3 separate regions of the Homo sapiens genome follow, and all the other regions are linked to region 1. Evidence: chromatin loops called from intact Hi-C (ENCODE). Cell type or tissue: PC-3. All regions are shown on one strand.

Region 1 (8,000 bases):
CTGGAGCCGGGCACGGTGGCTCACACCTGTAATCCCAGCACTTTGGGAGGCCGAGGCGGGCAGATTGCCTGAGCTCAGGAGTTCACGACCAGCCTGGGCAACACGGTGAAACCCCGTCTCTACTAAAATACAAAACATTAACCAGACATGGCAGCGTGCACCTGTAGTCCCAGCTACTTGGGAGGATGAGGCAGGAGAATTGCTTGAACCCAGGAGGCGGAGGTTGCAGTAAGCCGAGATTGCACCATTGGACTGCAGCCTGGACGACAGAGTGAGACTCCATCTCAGAAAAAAAAGGCCGGGCGTGGTGGCTCACTCGTGTAATCCCAGCACTTTGGGAGGCCGAGGCGGGCAGATCACAAGGTCAGGAGATTGAGACCATCCTGGCCAACATGGTGAAACCCTGTCTCTACTAAAAATACAAAAATTAGCTGGGTGTGGTGGCACATGCCTGTAATCCCAGCTACTCGGAAGGCTGAGGCAGGAGAATCGCTTGAACCCGGGAGGCGGAGATTGCAGTGAGCCGAGATCACGCCACTGCTCTCCAGCCTGGTGACAGGGCAAGACTCCGTCTCAAGAAAAAAAAAAAAAAAAAAAAAGAAATGGGAAGTCTGCAACCGGTTGTAATCTAACTGTAGTAAGTATTATGATTGTTGCACTGATTTACCAGAGATCATCCAATTTGGGGCCTTCTTCCCCTTTAGGGTGCAATAATCCCTCTTGTTCATCTCAGGGTTCTTGCTTAACCAGGGCCCTGACTGTAGGTGGTTTGTTTGGCCTAGGAGGGAGGTGACCTTACTGTTGATAGTTATTTTAATTTAGGCCAGGTGGGGTATTGTTTGTAGAATTAACAGGCAACACTTGGCTTTGAATTTGTGTTTCATGAGTTTCTACTAAATCTAGGGCATCTATGGCCTCTTTACTGTTTTAGTATTAGCCATCATTGCCAGTAAAGAGGACATAACATATATTTGTTGAGAGCCCTCCTGAAAAACAACTAGATGGATTCAGGATTTAATTCAACATCCTCTGGACTTGCCAAGTCATCATACCACAAAATATGTGTTGCCTGATAAGCCCACTCCAACATCCCCAAATAGCGGAGGAGATCATTGGCCTTGACTAACATTTTCCATTGACAGTTGGCTTAGGCTGTTAAAAGGCCTACGATAGCCTGTGCAGCCTGTAAAGCCATAAAAAATCCATATCAACAAGATATATTTGGGCCAACATCCAAAGTCTGTTCTGGGGATCATTACAACCTTCTGTACAAATTGTGCAGGATCCTTTAATAGAGACACCATTTTTTCATCTCATACTATGGCAGCCAACTGTTTAATGTCAGTGCCCTTTAGGTGGAGCTAGCTCTTTGCCAGGTTCCTTCTATATAGCTAGGCAGACCCTTTATCATTCAGTTTCTGGGCTAGGTCTTTAAGGAGAGAAGCAGCCTCAAGGTGAGAGAGAGGATATATCTCCTCCACCAAGTAAAAATTAGCACCTCTTTTTTGGTCCTCCCCTTTTGTCTTTTCTGTCTTTATTACTTTGCAGGTGGTTACCAGCAAAGCAGAGGGCAAGTCATCCCAGTCACTACTGTGGTGACACCATGCTGCTTTTTTTTTTTTCTAGTGAGCACCAGTCCTCCTCTACAGGTAGTTTGGGGGGGGGGGGGTCCTACTTCCTCTTCAGGTGGCATGCTGATGAGAAGCTGCCTAGAGCAAGGTCCAGCTTATATCTTGTGATTTGGAGCACATGTATAGCAGGACAGTGACTTCTTTTAGAGTCCTGGGAGGAGCAGGGGTATAAATTTCCTTAACTTTAGTCACTTTGAGCAATGCAGCTGGGTGCGGTGGCTTGTGCCTATAATCCCAGCACTTTGAGAGGCAAAGGCAGGCAGAACACTTAGGGCCAGGAGTTCAAGACCAGCCTGGCCAACATGGCGAAACCCCATCTCTACTAAAAATACAAAAATTAACTGGGTGTGGTGGTGCACGCCTGTAATCCCAGCTACTCAGGAGACACAAGAATCGCTTGAATTCGGGAGGTGGAGGTTGCAGTGAGCTGAGATGGAACCACTGCATTCCAGCCTGGGGAACAGAACAAGACCCTGTCACCAAAAAAAAAAAAAAAAAAAAAAAAAAAAAAAGGATGGGCGCAGTGGCTCACGCCTGTAATCCCAGCACTTTGGGAGGCCAAGGCAGGCGGATCACGAGGTCAGGAGATGGAGACCATCCTGGCTAGCACGGTGAAACCCCATCTCTACCAAAAATACAAAAAATTAGCCGAGTGTGGTGGCAGGCGCCTGTAATCCCAGCTACTCGGGAGGCTGAGGCAGGAGAATGGCATGAACCTGGGAGGCGGAGCTTGCAGTGAGCCGAGATCGCGCCACTGCACTCCAGCCTGGGAGACAGAGCAAGACTCCGTCTCAAAAAAAAAAAAAAAAAAAAAAAACCCAGAAAAAAAAGAAAATGCTTTAGCCAGCTCAGCCCAAGAATTGGGATCTCAACATCCTTCCAAGGAAGGGATAGAGTGACAACATTCTCAACAACATAATTGTGTCACATCAGCAGAAGCATACTAACTGCTTGCAAAGGCATCTTTCCCACCTGCATTTAGGTGACCTACCCTAATCTGACGCATCTGCCTTATTAATTAGCTCCTTTGCCTACTATAGTGGTCCCCAAGGACAAAGATGTCCTCTCATCTCAGAGTACTTCAAATCCTTAGCTGAGCTAAGGGAGCTCCTTTCACTGTAGCTGTTATGGGATCAGGGGCAGCCCACTCTTGGTCCAGAAGCATGAACTCTTCTCCTTTTCCTGTTTGGGACCGTGGATCTTACAACTTCTAGCACCTGCCTAGCGAGGGACCCAGGTGGGCTGGCTGATCTTTCCTGGGCAGCTTAGCATTTCTGACCATAAAAGTTCTAATGATGTGAGTTCACTAAAATACTGGTGCTACAACTTGGCCAGGCGAATGAGGTATATAGGGAGACCACAAAAACTATAGAATGAAGTACAGCAAAGAGTGATGCCATGCCAAACTGATGCAGAGGTATTCCAAATATTGAATTCCAATCACTTAAAGGCCTTCCAAGATCAATTTGCCTATTTATTGTCCTACCGATGGGAATAGACCTCTTCCCAATTGCTTGATCACCAGGATCCTATAGAACTCACTTGTAGGATTTTGAGGCTGAGCCAAAAAAGATAACCACAAGGTGGCAGTAGCACATAACAAGCTTTGTTTGGGTGGCACTTGGAGAGGTTGCTTGAGAGAGGAAGTCCTTCACAGCAGGAGACTATCCAGAGGCAACTGTACCGGGTCATTACTCAGAAGGGGAAAGGGCAAGGGAACTCCCAGGGGAAAGCTGAGGGCTGAATCAGAGATAGAGTTTATTTGTGTAGGTTATATTACTCAGCAGCAAGATGGGGAGTGTATTAGTCCATTCTCACACTGCTATAAAGAAATACCTGAGACTGGGCAATTTATAAAGTAAAGAGGTTTAATTGACTCATGGTTCTGCAGGCTGCATAGGAAGCATGGCTGGGGAGGGCTCAGGAGACTTTCAATTATGGCATAAAGAGAAGGGGAAGCAAGCACGTCTTGCATGGCTGGAGCAGGAGGAAGAGGGGTTGGGGAAGTGCCACACACTTTTAAACAACTGGATCTTGTGAAAACTCTATAACAAGACAGCACTAGGAGGATGGTGCTAAACCACTGGAAACCACCTCCATGATCCAATCACCTGCAACCAGGCCCCACCTCCAGAATTGGGGATTACAATTGAACATGAGATTTGGGCAGGGACGCTGATCCAAACCATATCAGGGAGTTTCTGGGTTAGAGAGCATCAAAGGTCAGCATTAGCTTGGTTTTTTATAGATACAGGGTTTGTCTTATCAATGTCTAGCAGATGTTAGGTATAGTGTTGTGGAGTATGTAAAGCAGGCTGGCTGTAACTGGCCAATCTGCCAGAATCTGCTTAGTTGATTTATATTTAAAACAACTGGATGTGTAAAAATTTTAGGCTTTTGAGCTACAGGTACTAGCCTGCTGTGAAGAAGTAACAATATGGGGGCAATCTTTAGCTTAATTATATAACAGTAGTAGCCATACAGTTTATAATTGAAACACTTTGATATAGACTTTATTTCCTGGTCATTGGAACACTTTGATTGTAGACATTGTTTCCTGGTGGATATCAATGACACATCTCCTCAGAGGGATTGTTTCAGATCTGGCCATGCGATGGTGTAATGAGGCCAAAGAACCAGCAAACCCTCTGAGTACTGTATCTGATATCATAAGTGTTTTCCATTGTATCTAATAAGGAGTTAGAATTAAACCCTGAGTTTATAAATCTTCCAAACAAAAACTCAAAGGGAGAAATAACACACTTGCTGAAACAGGTGACCTTATTTTTAATAAAATCAATGGTAAAGTGTGATAAGATTCTGGGCTATCACAAGCCAGTGGTTTGATATTATTTAGCCAAAAAATTCTTTAGAGTATGGCCTTACTCTTCCATCACGGTATATGCAGTCAACTCTATTCCTTTCCTTGTCGTCTCACAAGACACTTAGGATCAAGTGATTCCTAGCTAAGAAACAAGTATGAAATCATCCCATTCTGGATTTGGATGAAAACTGGTAATAAAATCAAGTAAAACTCCTGGAGGATGCATTGGTTAAGAACCAAGCTTAGTCTATAAGTGTAGCAGGACAAGCCGCAGACAAAACTCCTCAGACGCCGGGTTAAAGAAGGAAGGAGCTTTATTCGGCCGGGAGCGTCAGCAGACTCACGGCTCAAAAACTGAGCTCCCTGAGTGAGCAATTCCTGTCCCTTTTAAGGGCTTATAACTCTAAGAGGGGTCCGCATGAGAGGGTTGTGATCGATTGAGCAAGCAGGGCATACGGGACTGGGGGCTGCATGCACCGGTAATCAGAATGGAACAGAACAGGACAGGGATTTTCACAATGCTTTTCCATACAATGTCTGGAATCTATAGATAACATAACCAGTTAGGTCAGAGGTCGATGTTTAACTACCAGGCCTGGAATGCAGCACCAGGCTGTCTGACTACTGATTTCACTTCTGTCTTTTCTTTAACTCCTACTTTTTCTTTGAGGCAGAAATTGGGCATAAGACAATATGAGGGGTGGTCTCCTCCCTTATTAGGAATTGAACATGAGATGGCACACATATTTATGCTGTATCAAGGTCACAATTATCTTACTGTATAAAACTGAAAACATCACTATCTGGACAGTTGGACATGTTTATGGGGAAAATTATGTTTATCTTTATTTCTATGCTCTGTACTAGTAGGTTGGTTCATTAATAAATATGTGAAAACTTTTGTTTAAAAAAATTATTTAGAATATGCTTCATTCATTCTTCTTGTCCATAAGACTGGGAATAATAAGGAGTATTGTAAATTACTGGCAATTTTTTTTTTTACAGAGCTCTTAAGTTACCATAGAAATGAAATAGCTTTTCCCAACAGATTCCAGATATTTAGAATTCCAAAGGTTGAGATGATAAAATTCAGTAAGGCCTTGATCACTGTTTGAGCATCTGCTTTAGCTGATAGGAGCACTTCCAGTAATTCAGACATCATATACAATTATTCTAATCAATATCTCTTACCTTCTGAGGACGGAAACTCTATAAAATCCGTTTGCTACCAGATTCCAGGTAATAATGCCTTCAGTAGGCTTCCTTAGCTTCCTTATGTGCCCCCTGTAAACAATTTTTCTGACAAGCAACATACCTTTGTATTATATCCTGAATTATTTGATCTTTATTCCAAGTGTGATAAGATTCCAAGGTGTTCAGTATATTTCTTTTGTTTAAATTAGTTTGTTGACAATATGAAAAAGGCATCCAAGGTACAACAATTGAAGTGCAGGAATAATTTTATTGTATAATTCCCAAAGCCCTATGGTGTTCTTAGATACCCTTGGTTTCCAATTTTCTAAATCTTGTGAAGTTGCACGTTTCTGAAATTGTGAATAGGAATCCCCGGATATAAGTAATGGTGATTAAATTTCTCCAGTCAAAACTTTAGTAGCCTTTTTCACAGCTTGGTGTGCAAATTAAATTTCTTTAGACGTTTTACTGTGTCTGGTATGCACACCACAATGAATTACAGAAATCTGTTGGAGAAGCTGGGATAACTCTAAAAGATTGAGAATTAGTTTACAATGTGATATTTTAGTTCACATGGATGTTAGAAAGCCTCTATTCTTCCATATTTGTTTCATAGCATGATAGACTCCAAATGCATATTTGCTATCAGTATAGATATTTACTTCAAGATTGGTGGCTAATTTAAAAGTTTGTGCAAGAACTATGAGTTCTACTTCTTGGGCTGATTTTATGTTTGCAGAGGATAAGCCTCTAAAACCTCATAAGGAGATTCTGGGAATATGGGAGAATAGAAAGTCCCAGGAACCGGCCGGGTGCAGTGGCTCACGTCTGTAATCCCAGCACTTTGGGAGGCCAAGGCGGGCAGATCACAAGGTCAGGAGATCGAGACCATCCTGGCTAGCACGGTGAAACCCCGTCTCTACTAAAAATACAAAAAAATTAGCCAGGCGTGGTGGCGGGCACCTGTAGTCCCAGTTACTCGGGAGGCTGAGGCAGGAGAATGGCATGAACTCGGAAGGTGGAGCTTGCAGTGAGCCAAGATTGGGCCACTGCAGTCAAGCCCAGGCGACAGAGCAAGACTCTGTCTCAAAAAAAAAAAAGAAAGTCCCAGGAACCTATCTCCCCACATAGACAATAATCACACTGGAAGAATCTGTCTGATGTAACTCTTTGGAACTCTGGAGACTCCAAAGTCTGGAGACTTCTGAATGCTTGGAACTTCCTTGGAAAGGCTTAGATAGTAAATTGTGGTTAATTCCAATCAATTTCAGCTCTTAGTATAGTAGCAACTACCCATCCCCTACTCCCAGCCACGTGGCATGCAGGTGTGCACATATTTCTGGAGCAACCTACACACAGCTTGTAGGAGCCAGGGTAGGCAACAATGGACCCTGTCCTCCAAATATCAGGGATTCATGCTCTCTAATCACTAATTGCTGCTTTTAATCACAGAAGTGCAGACAAAGAGGTGGGTGGCCATTGCTGTTCTACTTCCCAGTATTGTTTCAAGTCCCTCCCACTCTGGCTAAAGTGACTTCCAGGGCATTTTAAGGTCTGGTTCTCTTTTCTCTCCCCTTCATTTTTCTCTTTTTCCTCTTTTTGGGGACTAGGACATTCAAAAGCAACTGCATACACAGGGAAAAGTAGAAAGTGACTGTGCACACCCAGGGAAAGTTACAGACTCAGAAAAGACCTATGAAGACCTTAAGTTTATACCTCAGGCTGCTCCTTGGTACAAAGATAGCCTACAACAATAAGAAACAAAAACAAAACCAATAAGCACTAACAAAAAAAGTAAACTCTGGGGGAAGGGGGATATCTGATATCCAGTATTACCACATATTAGATTCAAATGTCCAGTTTGCAACAACAAAAACAAAAAAACACAAGGCATACAAAGAAACAAGAAGGTATGGCCCATTCAAAGGAAAAATAAACAGAAACTGTCTCTGAATAAAACCTGATAGCACATCTACTAGAAAAAGACTTTAAAATAACTGTCTTAAAAATGCTTAAGGAACTAAAAGAAGATACGGAGAAAGTCAAGAAAACTGTATGAACATAATTGAAATATCAATAAAGAGATAGAAAAACTAAAAAGAGGCTGGGTATGGTGGCTTATGCCTGTAATCCCAGCACTTTGGGAGGCTGAGGTGGGCAGATCACCTGAGGTCAGGAGTTCAAGGCCAGCCTGACCAACATGGAGAAACCCCATCTCTACTAAAAATACAAAAAAAATTAGCCAGGCGTGGTGGCGCATGCCTGTAATCCCAGCTACTCGGGAGGCTGAGGCAGGAGAATTGCTTGAACCTGGGAGGCAGAGGTTGCGGTGAGCTGAGATCACACCATTG
Region 2 (8,000 bases), 110 kb after region 1:
CTGTTGTCTCATTACAGTTATGCCCTTTTAAAGTCCTCTAAAATTAAGGGCCCTGTAGAAGTGATGGTCAACTCTATTTTCCATATGAATTATTAGATTTGGTGCTGTCTTGTGAAGTAACTTGATACGATAGATGTGTAGTATGAATTTTGTCCACATGGTTGTGCCCTTGGCAGAACTGCACGTACCTGAAATGGTTCCCTAATTTTTTTCTAGTATTACTATCCAACACTTCCTCTCATAATCACTAGTGTATTGTATAATTGTTAAGTGTCCTTTATTCATATATTTAAATTAAAAGAGTACTCTGGTAGGATTTTGAGGGCCAATAGTGTATTTCCACTGTTTGAGGTATTAGGAGGGCTATTTACTGATACCTGTAGTGCCTTCCCATTCTGTTTATCATGCACCTCTAAATTTTGTGACTTCCTGTTGCACTAAGCAATGATAATGGAAATTCACTAGTAATTGATTATTTATAGTTTGTGATAGTGGCATTGGTAATATTGCCCTTCAGAGATTATTACTCCAGTAGCTATCTAGTTTGCTGTTCTATTAGTAAACCAACATTAATGTAGCTTTCTTGAGGGCATTGTGATTTTTAGCTATTGTGGTAGGTTCTGATATGTAGTTTTGCTTGTATGATTTCCTTGTTTATAGCTCAGTTTTTGTTACATGGTATGTGAAGTAGTAGGCTTGACATTAGCTGTATACAACACATAAACTAGATTTTTCATCCTTGAACCTTGAAACTCCAAGGAGCTGTCCAGATTTGCGTACTCTATTGGAATAAAAAGACTAGAAAGAAGCATTGTTATGGAAACCTTGCAGTACTCAGTTCACCCAAAAGACCTTTTAGAAATGTTAGTTCACCATTCCCATCAGAAATTTGATTATAGGAAGATCATAACAATATAATCTGATCTCCTTACTATAGAGGCAAAAAATATATTCAGTTAAAAGCTGTTTACATATAATGTCATTTTATTTCCACACGAAGGTGACATCTTAAAATCGGTCAGTGTAATTATATTAAAGTGGCTAATTTCCTGTACAGTAATTTCCTCCACCACTTATCTATGGGCGATAGGTTCTAATTCTCCTGGTGGATCCCTTAGACTGGATAGTACCGAACCCTATATGTTTTTATCTACACATACATACTTGTGGCAAAGTTTGAGGTGTGACAGCAAAACTAGCACGAATTTCTTTTTCCTGCACAATTTCTCAAACTCCTGAGTTCAAATGGTCCTCCCACCTTGGCCTCCCAAAGTGCACTTAGAAAATTTGTTACTGCAACCTCAGTATACAATTTTTTTTTCCTTATTCTGTTGAAAATGTTCGCCTTTTTACTAAAGGAAGCATTTTGTGGCTTCTCTTTGGCACGTCTGTATTGATGGCATCACAGCTCTTATATTGGGGTCATTGTTAAGCACTGTGTTACTGCAGCAGTCAATCTGAACTGAGAAGGGTGCTAAGTGACTAATGGATGGTAGCATATAATGTGGGGTATACACTGGAAAAAGGGGTGATTCTTTTTGCTGGACAGTTTGAGATTTCATTACATTACTCTCAACGGCAGACAATTTGGAATTTATGAATTGTTTATTCTTGGAATTTTCCATATAATGTTTTTGAACCACGTTTGACCCCAGGTAATAGAAACTTTGTAAAGGAAAACCATAGATAAGGGGAGAATACTGTAACGTTAGGCTTCTTTCCCCCCATTTCTGTTTTATTTTGTTTCCCTTATTGTCAGAAAGTATGTTCAGTATGGCCTCCTTGTGTACACAAAGTAATTTTTGGTGGAAAAGAAAGTACTACCATTAGTCCACAGCATGTCCTTCTGAAATTATGTTGGATGCTTGTTATCATGGATTTGGTTCTCATAGGGATATTAATACAGTACCCTAGTCAGTGTGTTAGTGAGCCAAAAATATGTTTGAAAATGTTCATGGATGTTTGCGTCTTTTTTTTTTTTTTTTTTGGCTTGTTACAAGTTCTGGTTTATAGGTTTTGACATCCTTTGCATTGTTGGAAGTGTGCCCAGTGTTGCTACCTAATTTGTGGAAATTCTGTAGTACCACCTTAGTCCACAGTGCGTCCTTCTGAATAGTTGCATAGCTTGCATAACTAATTTGGTGTGAAATTCTAGAGTGAAAACTAATATGGTAACCTAATCACTGTGCTATGTTGAGGATTTCCAAGGGTGCATGATGTATTTTACGCATTTTTCTAATTACAATTCCTGGCTTATAGACTGCATAGGTATTTAATATTGTCTAGTAAAGTGTGTTGATGTACAATTTCTTGTTTAATTCAGTACTATTATTAGCTACATGGTTCTGCTTTATCGTTGCCATTAAACTAAATATATACTGATTATTTTCATCAGGCACCAGCGTTAATGTGTTTCTCCTAAGTGAGTTGACCTCATGGGAATTCATCACATCTGTGGACTATATTTTAGTGTTAAAGGCTTAATGTACTACTGTTTCAAAACTTACAAGTATTGGTATTTCACATGCTTTTAAAAGTACTGTTGTACTTTTTTTTTTTTTTTAAGACAAGGTCTCTCTGTCACCCAGACTGGAACATGGTGGAGCAATCATAGCTGATGGCAGCTTTGAACTCCTGGGCTCAAGCCATCCTCCCGCCTCAGCCTCCTGAGTAGCTGGGACTACAGGTGTGCACTACCAGCCCAACTATTTTATTTTATCTTATTATTTTATCTGAGACAGCATCTCGGTATGTGACCCAGGGTGGTATCAAAGTCATGGGCTCAAGTGGTCCTCCCACCTTGGCCTCCCAAAGTGCTGGAATTACCACACCTGGCCTACATGTTGTAGTTTTGTTGCAGTAAGTTCAGTTGACTTTTGTTAAATGTACCCCAGTAAGCACATGCCCTGTGGTAAGTCCTGTTGTGTAATAAAAAACATGGTATGTATCAATGTGCTTTTCCTATAGTTGTCCTCTGTCTTCCCAGGTTTTTTTTTTTTTTTTAAACAGTCATCTAGGGTCCATAAATATGATGCAGTAATGAGTGATGGTTTAGTTTTGCTGGTGTTCTCTAGCAGCCCCTATTATATACTTCACAGTATTTTCATTCTCATCTCACTTCTGGTTTCAAAAATAATTTTTTTTCATGGCAAAATTTGTTTAGGTAGTGTGCTTTAGTGTTGTCACCTGGTGGTTCAGCACGTTATAGTGCTTTACACGTGTAACTTCATTGTTTACCTTTAATTCAACGTTGCTATTTAGAAAGGGTGCATTCCAATAGTATTAACCACTTAACCCATTGCCACTCCAATTGGCTGTCTGGAATTTTTTCTGTTGGTAAAATGTTAGTTATTAAGAGTTGCTAACCATAGGTTGAATGGTTCCTGAGGTACTTTAACTTGCCATATTATGAAAGCACAGCCCATGATTTGTCATACTGCAAAGATTGACTTAACTACTTTAACAAGAAACGTATTCCAGAATTTTATCGTGGTGTGCAGTCATTGCTTCTATCTTGCTGTCCTTTATTAAATAGTATTAATTTACACCATAGTCACCAAGAAGACTATATTTTGGTAGGCTTTGGGGTTTATCTGCCTGCAAGAAAATTTATTTTCCACTGCTTTATACTGGTAATTAGATATTATTGTACTTTCAAATCTTTCACTGAAAAATATCTAGTTAGGTCAGCATGCCCTATGTATTGTAGATGCGGTTCTGCTATGGTTTTTCACCACCGGTGGTTGAATGTAGGGTGGTACCTTTATCTAGTTTTGAGTTTCTTTAGTGACTCATTTTTGCAGTCTTACATCTGCTACTCCTCTATTAGATTATTATTTAGCCCAAAAGTATTATGGGATCATTTGACTTCATGGCGTCACTGGAAAACTTAAATGTTCTGTTGGATGAAAGTGTTTCACTTATAGTACTAATCGCCATGTGGTATTCCTTTACTTTCCCTAACATTTGCTTGTTTGTTTTTATTGTGTATCTACATGTATTGAGTAGTTAGGTGCTTGTACAAATCTTCTACCTTCACTCATGGTCAATCAACTGTAAACCTTACCTGGGGCCAACTTGCCAAAGGTTTTACAGTTAACAAATGGTATTTGAAATTTGTAGTAAGAGTAAATGCTTTGGAGTAGGAATGCCTATCTCAGCAATCCTGCTAAGCACTATACTCTGGATAAGGTAATTACCTTCTTTTGTAGAAAAGAACTCGTGATATAATTCATATAATATAAAGTTCACCATTTTAAAGTTTAGTGACTTTTAGTATATTCATAGAGTTGTGCGACCATTGCCACTATTATAGTTTACAACACTTTCATCACCACCTCATTAGCACTTATTCCCTATTTCCCTTTTGCCAACCCTGACAACTACTAATTTAGCTTTTTGTCCCTATGGATTTGTCTATTCTGGGCAGTCATATAAATCATGCAATTTCTTACCCTTGTTACTGGCTTCTTTTAACTACCATGTTTTTTTGAGATTCATCTAGATTATGGTATATATTACTGTTCTTTATTGATGAATAATATTTCACTGTATGGATATATTTCATTTTGTTTATCCATCATTTGACGGATGTTTGCATTTACAGATGTTGTCTTTTGTCAGTAATGGTGCTAAAAACATTCATGTACAACATTTTATGTGGGCATGTTTTCATTTTTCTTGAGTATACATTAAGGAGTATAATTGCTTTGTCATGGCATGTCTAGGTTTAATGTTGTGGGTAATTAACAAATTTTAATAAGGTGCCTGCACCATTTTACATTTTCATCTGCAATATGAGGAATTACATTTATTCATATTCTCACTTGTTATTTTCTGCCTTTTAAAATTATGGCCACCTAGTGGATATGAAATATCTTATTGTGCTGTTGACTTGTATTTCTGCATTGAGCAACTTTTCATGTGCTTAGTGGTAATTTGTGTATCTTTGGAGAAATGTCTGTTCTAATCCTTTGCTCATTAGAATTGGGTTATATGTGGTTTTGTTGTTATCAGAGTTCTTTATATAATCTGGATAACAGACTCTTATTGGATACATGATTTACAATTATTTTCTTCCATTCTTTGTATTGCCTTTCCACCTTTTTGATGACATTGTTTATAGCACAGAAGTTTTTAATATTGATGAAATCTAATTTATCTATTTTTTTTTGTTAGTTGTGATTTTAGTGTCATAACAAAGAAACCATTACCTGACCTAAGTTGTAGCTCTTACATTTAGGTGTGTGATTCATTTGGAATTTACTTTTGTATATAGTTTAAGGAAGAAGTCCAACTTAGTCCCTTTGCATATGGATATCCAGTTTTCTCAGCACCATTTGTTGAAAAGACTACTTCATCATTGAATTGTCTTGGTACCCTTGTTGAACATCAGTTGATTCTAAATATAAGAGTTTATTTTGGACTCTCAATTTTATTTTATTTATCTCTATATCTATCCTTATGCCTGTACTACACAGTATTGATTATTGTAGCTTTGGAGTAAATTTCAAAATCTGGAAGTATGAGTTCTCCAGCTTTGTTCTTTGCTTTGGCCTTGATTATTCTGAAGGCTTTGAATTTCCATATGAATTTTAGGATCAGCTTGTAAATTTCTAGAAAATGCCAGAATTTTGCTAAGGAAAGCATTTAATCTGTAGATCAATTTGTGGAGTATTGCCATGTTAGAAATATTAATATTCCCAATCCATTAACAATAGATACCTTTCTATTCATTTTATTTTTCATAATATTGAAAATGGAATTATTTTCCTAACTTTAATTTTGGATTGTTCATTGCTAGTGTATTAAAATACAATTAGTTTTCTGTTGATCTTGTATCCTCCAATGTTTCTGAACTTATTGGAAAAGCTTTTCTAATAGTTTCACTATTAGCATTTTTTTGTGGATTCCTCTGGGTTTTTATGTTTATGTCACCTATAAATATAGATAGTTGTACTCTCTTTCCAATTGCATTGATTTTTTTTATTTCTTTTTCTTGCCTAATCACCATGGCGAAAACCGGCACAGAAGTAGCAAGAGCAGTCATCCTTGACTTGTTTCTGACTAGGGGTAATACAATTAGATTTTGACTATTAAATGATGTTAGCTGTATGGTTTTTTTTTTCTTTTTCTTGCCTAGGTTCACAGAGCTAGCTATACAGTATTTGTAGATACCCTTTGTCAAATGTAGATAGATCCCTTTGTTCCTAGTTTGTTGAGGATTTTAAAATTATAAATGAATTTTGTCAAATGGCTTTTTTATGTCTGTTGACACAATCATGAGGTTTTATCTTTGTTCTATAAATACCATGCATATGTAAATATCATGTATTGAATTAATTGGGGAAGTGTTTCCTCCTGTAATATTTTTTGAAAAGTTATGTAAATAACTGATGTTTATTATTTAAACGTTTGCAGAATCATCAGTGAAGTCATCTGTTCATGAATGTTTCTTTATGGGAATTTTGTAGATTAACCATTCAATCTGTTTTTTTTTTTTTGAGACGGAGTTTCACTCTTGTTACCCAAGCTGGAGTGCAATGGCGCGATCTCGGCTCACTGCAACCTCCGCTTCCCGGGTCCAAGCTATTCTCCTGCTTCTGCCTCCCGAGTAGCTGGGATTACAGGCATGCGCCATCACTCCCGGCTAATTTTGTATTTTTTAGCAGAGACAGGGGTTTCCCCATGTTGGTCAGGCTGGTCTCGACCTCCTGACCTCAGGTAATCTGCCCGCCTCAGCCTCCCAAAGTGCTGGGATTACAGGCTCGAGGCACCGTGCTCGGCCTTCAATTCTGTTTTTGTAAGTATTCAGGTTTTTTTTCTTGTGTCAGATTTGGTTGTTTGTGTCTTCCTAAAAACAAACATTTTGTATAAGGTATCTAATTGGCATACTGCTTTTGATGGTATTCCTTTCTAATTCTTTTATTTTCCTATAACATTGGTGATAATGTCTTTTTTATTCTGATTTTATATGTGTTTTCTCTGTTTTTCATCTTTGGTCTAGCTACAGATTTGTTCATTTTTAAAATTATTTCGAGAACCACATTTGCTTTCCTTAATTTTCTGTTTCTCTGTTTTTTAAATTTATTTTTACTCTATTTTTTAAATTATTTTCTTTGTCCTAATCAATTTTTTTTTTTTTTTTTTTGAGACCAAGTCTCACGCTGTCACCCAGGCTGGAGTGCAGTGGCGTGATCTTGGCTCACTGCGACCGCTGCCTCCTGGGTTCAAGCAATTCTCCTGCCTCAGCCTACTGAGTAGCTGGGACTACAGGCACATGCTGCCATGCCTGACTAATGTTTTGTATTTTAGTAGAGACGGGGTTTCGCTGTGTTGCCCAGGCTGGTCTTGAACTCCTGAGCTCAGTCAGTTCACCTGCCTCAGCTTCCCAAAGTGCTAGGATTACAGGTGTCAGCCACTGTGCCTGGCCCCTAATCAATTTTAGTTTGATCTTTTCCTAATATCTCAAATTGGAAAGTTAGCTTATTTATTTGAGATCTTCATTTCTAATGTAGATGGTCACAGTTTTACTTTTCCCTATAAGCACTGTTTTTGCTGCATTCCATAAATTTTATGTTTTGTTACATTTTCACTCATCTCAAAGTATTTTCTAATCATTTTTGGGATTTCATTTTTAATCCATTGGTTGTTTAGGAGTTTGTTGTTTAATTTACACATATTTGTTTGTTTATTTTGAGACAGAGTACCACTCTGTTGCCCAGGCTGGAGTGCAGTGGTACAATCATGGCTCATTGCAGCCTTGACCTCCTGGGCTCAAGTGATCCTCCTGCCTCAGCCTCCTGAGTAGCTGGGACTACAGGCATGTGCCACCACACTTAGAATTTTTTTTTTTTTTTTTTTTTTGGTTGAGATGGGGTCTCGCCATGTTTCCCACACTGATCTTGAACTCCTGGGCTCCAGGAATTCTCCTACTTTGGCCTCCCAAAGTGTTGGGAATATTGGCATGAACCACAGCACCTGACTTGCATATTTGTGAA
Region 3 (8,000 bases), 490 kb after region 1:
AATGTCTGAAAGAGGTGACTGCTGCTTCAAAAGTGCAGACACCTTTGCAGGACTACAAGGATGAGGAAGAATCAGGGAAACATTATATTGCCAGAAAAACACAAGAAGCTTTCCAGTGTGTGACCACGAAGAATTGGAGGTACATGAATTGCCTGACAAAGTATTCAAAATAATTGTTCTAAAGAAGCTCAGCAAATTACAAAAAAACAAATATTTTTAAAAGATCAGGAAGACAGAATATGAACAAAACAAGAAGGTAAGCAGAGATTCAAAACTTGAAAAAAGAACCAGATAAATTTTCAAGCTGAACAGTATGATGACTGAAGTAAAAAATACCAAAGATGCTTCAATAGCAGATTACATCAAGCAGAATAACAAATAACTGAATGCAAATATAGATGATTGGAAATCATCCAGTCAGAGAAGAAAAAGAAAAAAAATGAAAAAGTATTAAGAAAGCCTACAGGTCTATGGGACACCACCAAGAAAACTACTATTTGGATACTAAAACTACAGATGGTGAAGAGTGCAAGAAAGAGGCAGACAGCTTATTTAAAGAAATAATGGCCAAAAAGTTCCCATCTGGGAAAAGAGAATATTGAATTACAAGAAGCTCAGGAATATGCAATTAAATTCAACCCAAAGAAGAGTTCATCAAGACACATTACAATCAAACTATCAAAATTCAAAAACTAAGAAAGAATTCTCAAAGCAGCAGAAGAAGCATATCACATACAAGGAAGCTTTAATATGGCTACCATTAGATTTCTCAGCAGAAACCTTACGGGCCAGGAAAGAGTGTGAGGATATATTCTAAGTGCTAAAGTAAAAAATCTGTCAACTAAGACTACTATAATCAGCAAATCTGTCTTTCAGAATTGAATGAGAAATAAAAACTTTCCCAGACATAAGCTGAGGGAATTCATCAAACAAGGCCTGCCTTAGAAATGCTAAACAAAGTTTTCCAATCTGAAAGAACAAGATATTAATGAATGAAATGAAAAGATATGAAAGTATAAAACTTACCAGTAAAAGTAAACACATGGTCAAATTCAGAATACTCTTACACTGTAATCATGGTTCCAAAGTTTTATCATATTGGTGTGGGCAATAATGTTTTAGATATGAACACAAAAGCAGAGGAAATAAAAGTGAAAATAGACAAATGGGATTACATGTAACTAAAAAGCTTCTGCATAGGCAAGGAAACAATGAACAGAGTGGGAGACAACCTTTGGAATAGGAGAATATATTTGTAAACCATACATCCAGTAAGGGGTTAATATCCAGTATACAGAAAGAACTCAAAGAACTCAATATCAAGAAAACAAATAGCTCAATTAAAAAATGGGCACAGGACCTGGATAGACATTTTTCAAAATAAGACTTAGAAATGGCCAACAGGCTGGGTGCGGTGGCTCACATCTGTAATCCCAGCACTTTGGGAGGCCAAGGTGGGCAGATCCCTTGAGGTTAGGAATTCGATACCAGCCTGGCAAGCATGGTGAAACCCCGTCTCTGCTAAAAATACAAAAATTAGCCAGGCATGGTGGCACACGCCTGTAATCCCAGCTACTCGGGAGGCTGAGGCAGGAGAATCACTTGAACCCGGGAGGCAGTGGTTGTAGTGAGCCGAGATTGTGCCACTGCACTCTGGCCTGGGCTACAGAGTGAGACTCTGCCTCAAACAAAAAACAATCAAACAAAAACCAAATAGCAAACAGATATATGAAAAAGTGCTCAATATCAATAATCATCACAAAAATGCACATCAGGCTGGGTGTGGTGGCTCACACCTATAATCCCAGCACTTTGGGAGGCCAAAGCGGGTGGATCACTTGAGGTCAGGAGTTCAAGACCAGCCTGCCCAATATAGTGAAACATCTTCTCTACTAAAAATACAAAAATTAGCTGGGCATGGTGGTGGGTGCCTGTAATCCCACCCGCTCAGGAGGCTGAGGCAGGAGGATCACTTGAACCCGGGAGGCAGAGGTTGCAATGAGCCGAGATGGCACCACTGCACTTTCTGTAGCCTGGGCAACAGAATGAGACTGTGTCTAAAAACATAAATAAATAAGGCCAGGCGCAGTGGTTCACATCTGTAATCCCAGTGTGATTACAGATCACACTGTGGGAGGCCAAGGCAGGCAGATCACCTGAGCTCAGGAGTTTGAGACCAGCCTGGTCAACATGGTGAACCCCCGTCTCTATTAAAAATATACAAATTAGCTGGGCATGGTGGCAGATGCCTATAATCCAAGCTACTTGGGAGGCTGAGGCATGAGAATTGCTTGAACCCAAGAAGTGGAGGTTGCAGTGAACCGTGATCACACCACTGCACTCCAGCCTTGGCGACAGAGAGAGATTCTGTCTCAAAAAAATAAAAATTAAAAAAAAAAAAGAAAGAAAGAAAAAAAAAAGAAAAATGCAAATCAAAACCACAATGCAATATTGCCTCACACCTGTTAGAATGGCTATTTTCAAGAAGACAAAAGTTAAGGATTGGTGAGGGTGTGGAGAAAAGGGAACATTTATACAGTGTTGGTGGAAATATAAATTAGTTCAACCATCATGGAGGCTTCTGAAAACACTAAAAATACAACTACCTTATGATCCAATAATCCCACTTGTGGGTGTTGTTCAAAGAAATTGAAATCAGTGTGTTGAAGAGACATTTGTCCTCCTATGTTTATTATAGCATTATTCACAATAGTCAAGATATGAAATCAAGGTAAGTCCCCATCAACAGATGAATGTATAAAGAAAATGTGGTATACATACACAATGGAACACTAGTCAGCCTTAAAAAGAAGGAAAATCTGTCATTTGCAACAACATATATGAACCTGGAGGACATTATGCTAAGCCAGGCACAGAAAGATGAATACTATATTATCTCACTTGTATGTGTAATTTTCAAAACTTGAACTTGTAGGGAGTAGACTGGTGGTTAATAATCTGAAGGGAGGGTAAAAATGTGTTGATCAAAGGATAAAAATTTTAGTTAGAGAGAAGGAATAAGTTTTTGAGATATATTGCAGAGCATGATGACAATAGTGATAAGGTATTGTACATTTCAAAAACTGCTAAGTAAATTTTAAGTATTCTCATCACAAAATAAGTATGTGAGCTGAGATATATAGTAATTAGCTTGATTTAATTATTCTACAATGCATGCATATATCAAAATACCACATTTTACTCCATGAATATATACAATTATTTGTGAACTAAAAATACATTTGAAAAAGAACTACTAGAAAAACTAAAAATGAGAAAATAAATAAGCACATTAATTAATTAATTAAAATCCTTGTCTAGTAAGTTTAATGTTGGTACTTTCTCAGGGACCATTTTTTGTTAATTACCTTTTTTTCTATATATTAGCTATAATTTCCTGTTTTTTGTATGCCTTGTAATTTTTTAATAAAAACTGCACAGTTTTAATATTATAATGTGATACCTTGGGAAATAAAATTCCTCCCTCTCCCTAGTGTTTGCTGGTGATTTTTTTTTTTTTTTTTTGAGATGGAGTCTTGCTCTGTCACCAGGCTTGGCGCGGTCTCAGCTCACTGCAACCTCCGCCTTCCGGGTTCAAGCGATTCTCCTGCCTCAGCCTCCCGAGTAGCTGGGATTACAGGCGTGTGCCACCATGTGCAGCTTATTTTTGTATTTATAGTAGAGATGGGGTTTCACCATATTGACCAGGATGGTCTTGATTTCCTGACCTCATGATCTGTCTGCCTCGGCCTCCCAAAGTGCTGGGATTACAGGCATGAGCCACCGCACCCGGCCACTGGTGATGTTTTTAATAGATTGTAATTTTTTTTGAGGTAGCGTTTGCTTTCTCACCCAGTCTGGAGTTCAGTGGGGCAATCACAGCCCACTGTATCCTTGAACTACTGGGCTCAATCAATCCTCCTGCTTCATCCTCCTGAGAAGCTAGAACTACGGGTATGCACCACCACGCCTGGCTAATTTTTATATTTTTTATTTTTGTAGAGACAGAGGTCTCTCTATTTTGCCCAGGCTGATCTCGAACTCCTGGCCTCAAAAGATCCTCCTGCCTTGGCCTCCTAAAGTGCTGAGATTAAAGGTGTGAGCCAACGTACCCAGCCCATTTACAGTATTTTTAATGTTGACGTGAACTATGTATACAATTGTTAAGCATATACTCACTGAGCTTTAATATGTATAACCCCGTGTTCTCTTTTGATAAACTAGAAAACCTTTCCCAACATCCTAATACACTTTTGAAGGATATCATAAATAGTGTGTTTGAGGGCTAGAGGAATGGCCCAAGTACTGTGATGAGGTTCATAGGATTTGGGGCTATTTGGAAGACCCTTACAAGGCATATAGCACAACTTTTCTATCTGTTGATTGTCTCTGTAGCATCCTCACAAAATCCACTATTGGCTTGCAGGTCTTCAGAGACTGGCATTCACCAGTTCTGGAGGTGTTAACTGTTCCATCTTTGGACAGCTCAGAGTATTCAGACGTCTTTATTTATTAGAACTACACACAACAGGACTATTCATCAACTTCCCCCATTGCAGACAGCCCTTTGAGTTGTAAAGAGCCCTTCCCCAGGTCTTTTATTTTCTTTTCCATAATATGTCCTGGTCCCTTTAACTGCTTTTCACTGGTGATGATTTGGAGGGCCCCCACCAGCCTGCTAATTAGATCCTGAAGGCTTTATCAAAGTCCTCTTTAAATGGCATAGCCCTGAAGCCAAGGACAGACTCCTGTTTAGTGGGGGGAGGGGCTCTTCAAATTAGAGGGGGTTGAGCACTTTTCTTTGACCCTTTCTTCTGATACTGACCTTGTATGAATCAGACTTTCCCCCCTTTATATCAGATTCTGGTCCTGCCCTGTATACAACTTTGGCTCCTTTCCTGCAGACAGGCTCAGTGCTTCTTTGGTGATTTTATGCTGCCATCTGGTGGCTAAGTCGACAGTGCCGGCTTTTTTTGGGCCTAATTTAGCAGAGGAGAGGATGTACAGATGAACATAGTGACAATCCTAGAACTGGAATAATCTGAATCTTTAAAAAGAGGACCTGATTTCTTCCTATTGTGTGCCATGTGATTGGGAGCCCAAAGAAGAGGATGCTAACACAGCTATGGCATGGCCACAGAAAATATGCCTGAAATATCCCCATCAGAGCCCAACTCTTACTAGCTAATTGACTTTGAGCAAGTCACTTTTCCTTCTAGTGTCTCAGTTTCCATACTTCTGATCCTAACAGGTTTATAAAATGGAGCCAAGCAGTAGTGAAGGTGAGGCCAGGTCGGGAAGAGGAGGAAGTAAAGTGAATTGAAAGCTAGTGAGGGCAGGGGAGTAAGTAAAACCTGAAGGTGATAAATGGCAGAAGAGGGCAGGACTGCTCTAGGGCAAAGGCCTAGGCAAATATTTTTCAGAAGTTCCTTTTAATGTAAACAGTTTGATTAAAAATATATTACAAATACATGGGCCCATGTGAGGTGTAGTGATTTATCAATGAAAATTTAGAATACCAGGTGGAGAAGAGATGCTTACGTATTTGTTTATTCAACAGTTCACATATCAATTTTTATAATGACCTTGCACCATATCTTCCTTTTTAGGTCCAGAAATCATCTCTTTGTGTTTATTGTCAAATGCACCATTCCTGGCTAATTTCACATCTCCCTCTATGAGAAAAACATAGCAACACTGTACTACTTCCATTTTTGCAATGGCACTCTGGAACCTCTTTGTATTGAAATTATAAATTTCTTGCTTTTGCAGTTTCTTTAGCCTAAGGGTCAACAGTGGATTTAGGTAGGCCACAGCTCTGAACATGTCCTGTGTCCAATGTGAGTGTCACCCCATAACGGCACATCAGCACCATTTTGCATGCCTAGCCTTAAGAGTTACCATTTAAAAAACTCCAATGACAACCAATGAGAGTGATCTGCTAGCGTGGCTGCCCACCTGGAACCAGGGCCTGGTCACAGAAACCCAGGACAACCAGTTTATAAATTGTCTTTTTGCCTTTTTATTTGAAAAGGTATTTTTGTGAAACAAAAGGTTTTAATTTCAGAGTCAAATTTATCAATCTTTTATATTTGATGCTACTTGAGTCTTTAGAAAATTTTTCCCCAACTAAATTTCTTTTTTCTTTTTTTGAGATGGAGTCTTGCTCTGTCGCCCGGGCTGGAGTGCAGTGGCACCATCTCGGTTCACTGCAACCTCCGCCTCCTGGATTCAAGTGATTCTCCTGCCTCAGCCTCCCAAGTAGCTGGGATTATAGGTGCCTGCCACCATGCCCGGCTAATTTTTGTATTTATAGTAGAGACGGGGTTTCGCTATGTTGGCCAGGCTGGTCTCAAACTCCTCACCTCAGGTGATCCAGCCACCTCGGCCTCCCAAAGTGCTGGGATTACAAGCATGAGCCACCGCGCCCGGCCAACCAAATTTCTTAAAAGTATAGAACATTTCCACACTTGTAGAAACTTCTAGTAGATAAAGTTGTATTAGAGGTTTGGTAATCCAGTCTTTCTGATAGCTGCTTCATAGGTGTCACTGTAGGTAGTTTCTCTCTTTGTTAAGCATTGTTTTCTCAAAGGTACCATTGTATTGCACCACTTTACAATACAATAACCCTCATTTGGAATGACAAGTCAGATTACTTTTTTTGTTTGATCCAAGGACACTTAGAAGATGGAAGGTATTTCTTAAGGAAGAAAATTTGCATACTTTATTATTTTTCTGGAAACTGAAGAGCAAGCTTACCTGATAGATTTGGGTCGATAGTTACACTTTCCAGTTCAGCCAGTGGGAGGGTAATGTATCCTTTGACTTTCTAGAAGTTGCTCTATAATACTTAAGTTGCCATTGTCTCCCTTCTGGTTCTCTGTTGTTTCTCGAATGACATAGAAGAGTTTATGAGATTAATTGCTTCCTACTGAAATAGCCAGGTTTCTGAGGGCAGCTTTGGCTTTTATATGAGCTTTTTCTTCCTACCACTTATCAGTTACTGACAGAGGGTCAACTTCACTACTGTGTCATATGGTTGGTCCAATGTTGGGTTCCTCAGATTCATGGAGGAAATAGGAAAATAGTAAAGATTAAGGAGTCATAGTTAAAAAATTACAAACAGGTCACAAACAGTACTCTTTCTTGATTATTTAGGAACCAAATAGCCATTCTATGAAATGTCTTTCTTTCCTTTTTCTCTCTTGCTCACCAATTGACTCGTAAGCACTTCCGTTCTCTTATGGTTGGGAGCCATACAAGGTAGAGTGTTGGAGTAAAAACTACATTGACTCTGAATCATGGTGTGTGACCTCGGGCACATGATGTAACCTCTATAGGACTCTATTTTAATGTATAAAACAGGAATAATCCTTTATTATTATCTATGCAATACATATTCCATTATCTATTACATGGGATAATGGAATGGGAAGTCCCTTGAAGATGGTACTAACCTCAATGTATTACTCCTTTCTAGCTTCTTTGGTTCAAAAGTTTGGTGGAGGAGTTACAAATTCTGGTTTGAATGATATATTTGGATACTTTATCAACACATCAAAGCTCTACCTATCCCTTCCCCCATTCTCAAAACCAAGCTGAATTAACATCTTTACATTTATTATGCAGTTTATGGAGGATTTTAGCATTAATTATTGCTTGATTTACTCAATGTCCCCATGTTATAGATGAGAACTGGAAAACCCATTGAAGTTGTGACTCCTGGTCTAGAAATGAAGTCTACTTCCAGTTAATGTTCTTTCTGGTATGTCTTTGCTTTCTTGAAATTTCCCTTTTTTGTCCTTACTGGGTAAATTTTGAACCAACCAAATCACAAAGATGTCCGGCTTTCAATCTTCTAGGCCACGCCTCTTATGCTCTCTCCGCCCTCAGCCCCCCCTTCAGTTCTTAAAGCGCTGCAATTCGCTGCTGCAGCCATATTTCTTACTCTCTCGGGGCTGGAAGCTTCCTGACTGAAGATCTCTCTGCACTTGGGGTTC

Evidence for each region. Peaks named below come from ENCODE experiments on the same cell type or tissue, not always from the same donor. Only the 100,000 strongest peaks of a DNase experiment are listed, where the experiment ranks them.
Region 2: a loop joins it to region 1, with 4 times the contacts of the local background. A loop is called at or near these places in 13 of 110 quality-filtered maps.
Region 3: it touches region 1 in a loop (37-fold over the local background); 71 of 110 quality-filtered maps call a loop at or near these places.

Annotation. Positions count from the first base shown.
Region 1 is chrX:74,339,421-74,347,420 of GRCh38, reverse strand. No RefSeq gene overlaps it. Among named protein-coding and RNA genes, the nearest start is that of ZCCHC13, 39 kb to the right of the region's middle. In PC-3, CTCF peaks have their summits at 3,001 and 3,203 (motif pointing right); a DNase peak (open chromatin) is centred at 3,300; H3K4me3 peaks cover 393 bases; H3K27ac peaks cover 769 bases.
Region 2 is chrX:74,227,175-74,235,174 of GRCh38, reverse strand. The region is part of intron 5 of FTX (FTX transcript, XIST regulator); the gene reads left to right. Among named protein-coding and RNA genes, the nearest start is that of MIR374B, 13 kb to the right of the region's middle. In PC-3, CTCF peaks have their summits at 181, 2,132 and 4,851 (motif pointing left); DNase peaks (open chromatin) are centred at 2,044 and 3,294; H3K27ac peaks cover 1,673 bases.
Region 3 is chrX:73,852,652-73,860,651 of GRCh38, reverse strand. XIST (X inactive specific transcript) reads left to right here and starts at 7,938. Exons shown (of 6, transcript NR_001564.3): 1 at 7,938-8,000. In PC-3, a CTCF peak has its summit at 4,952 (motif pointing left); a DNase peak (open chromatin) is centred at 4,931.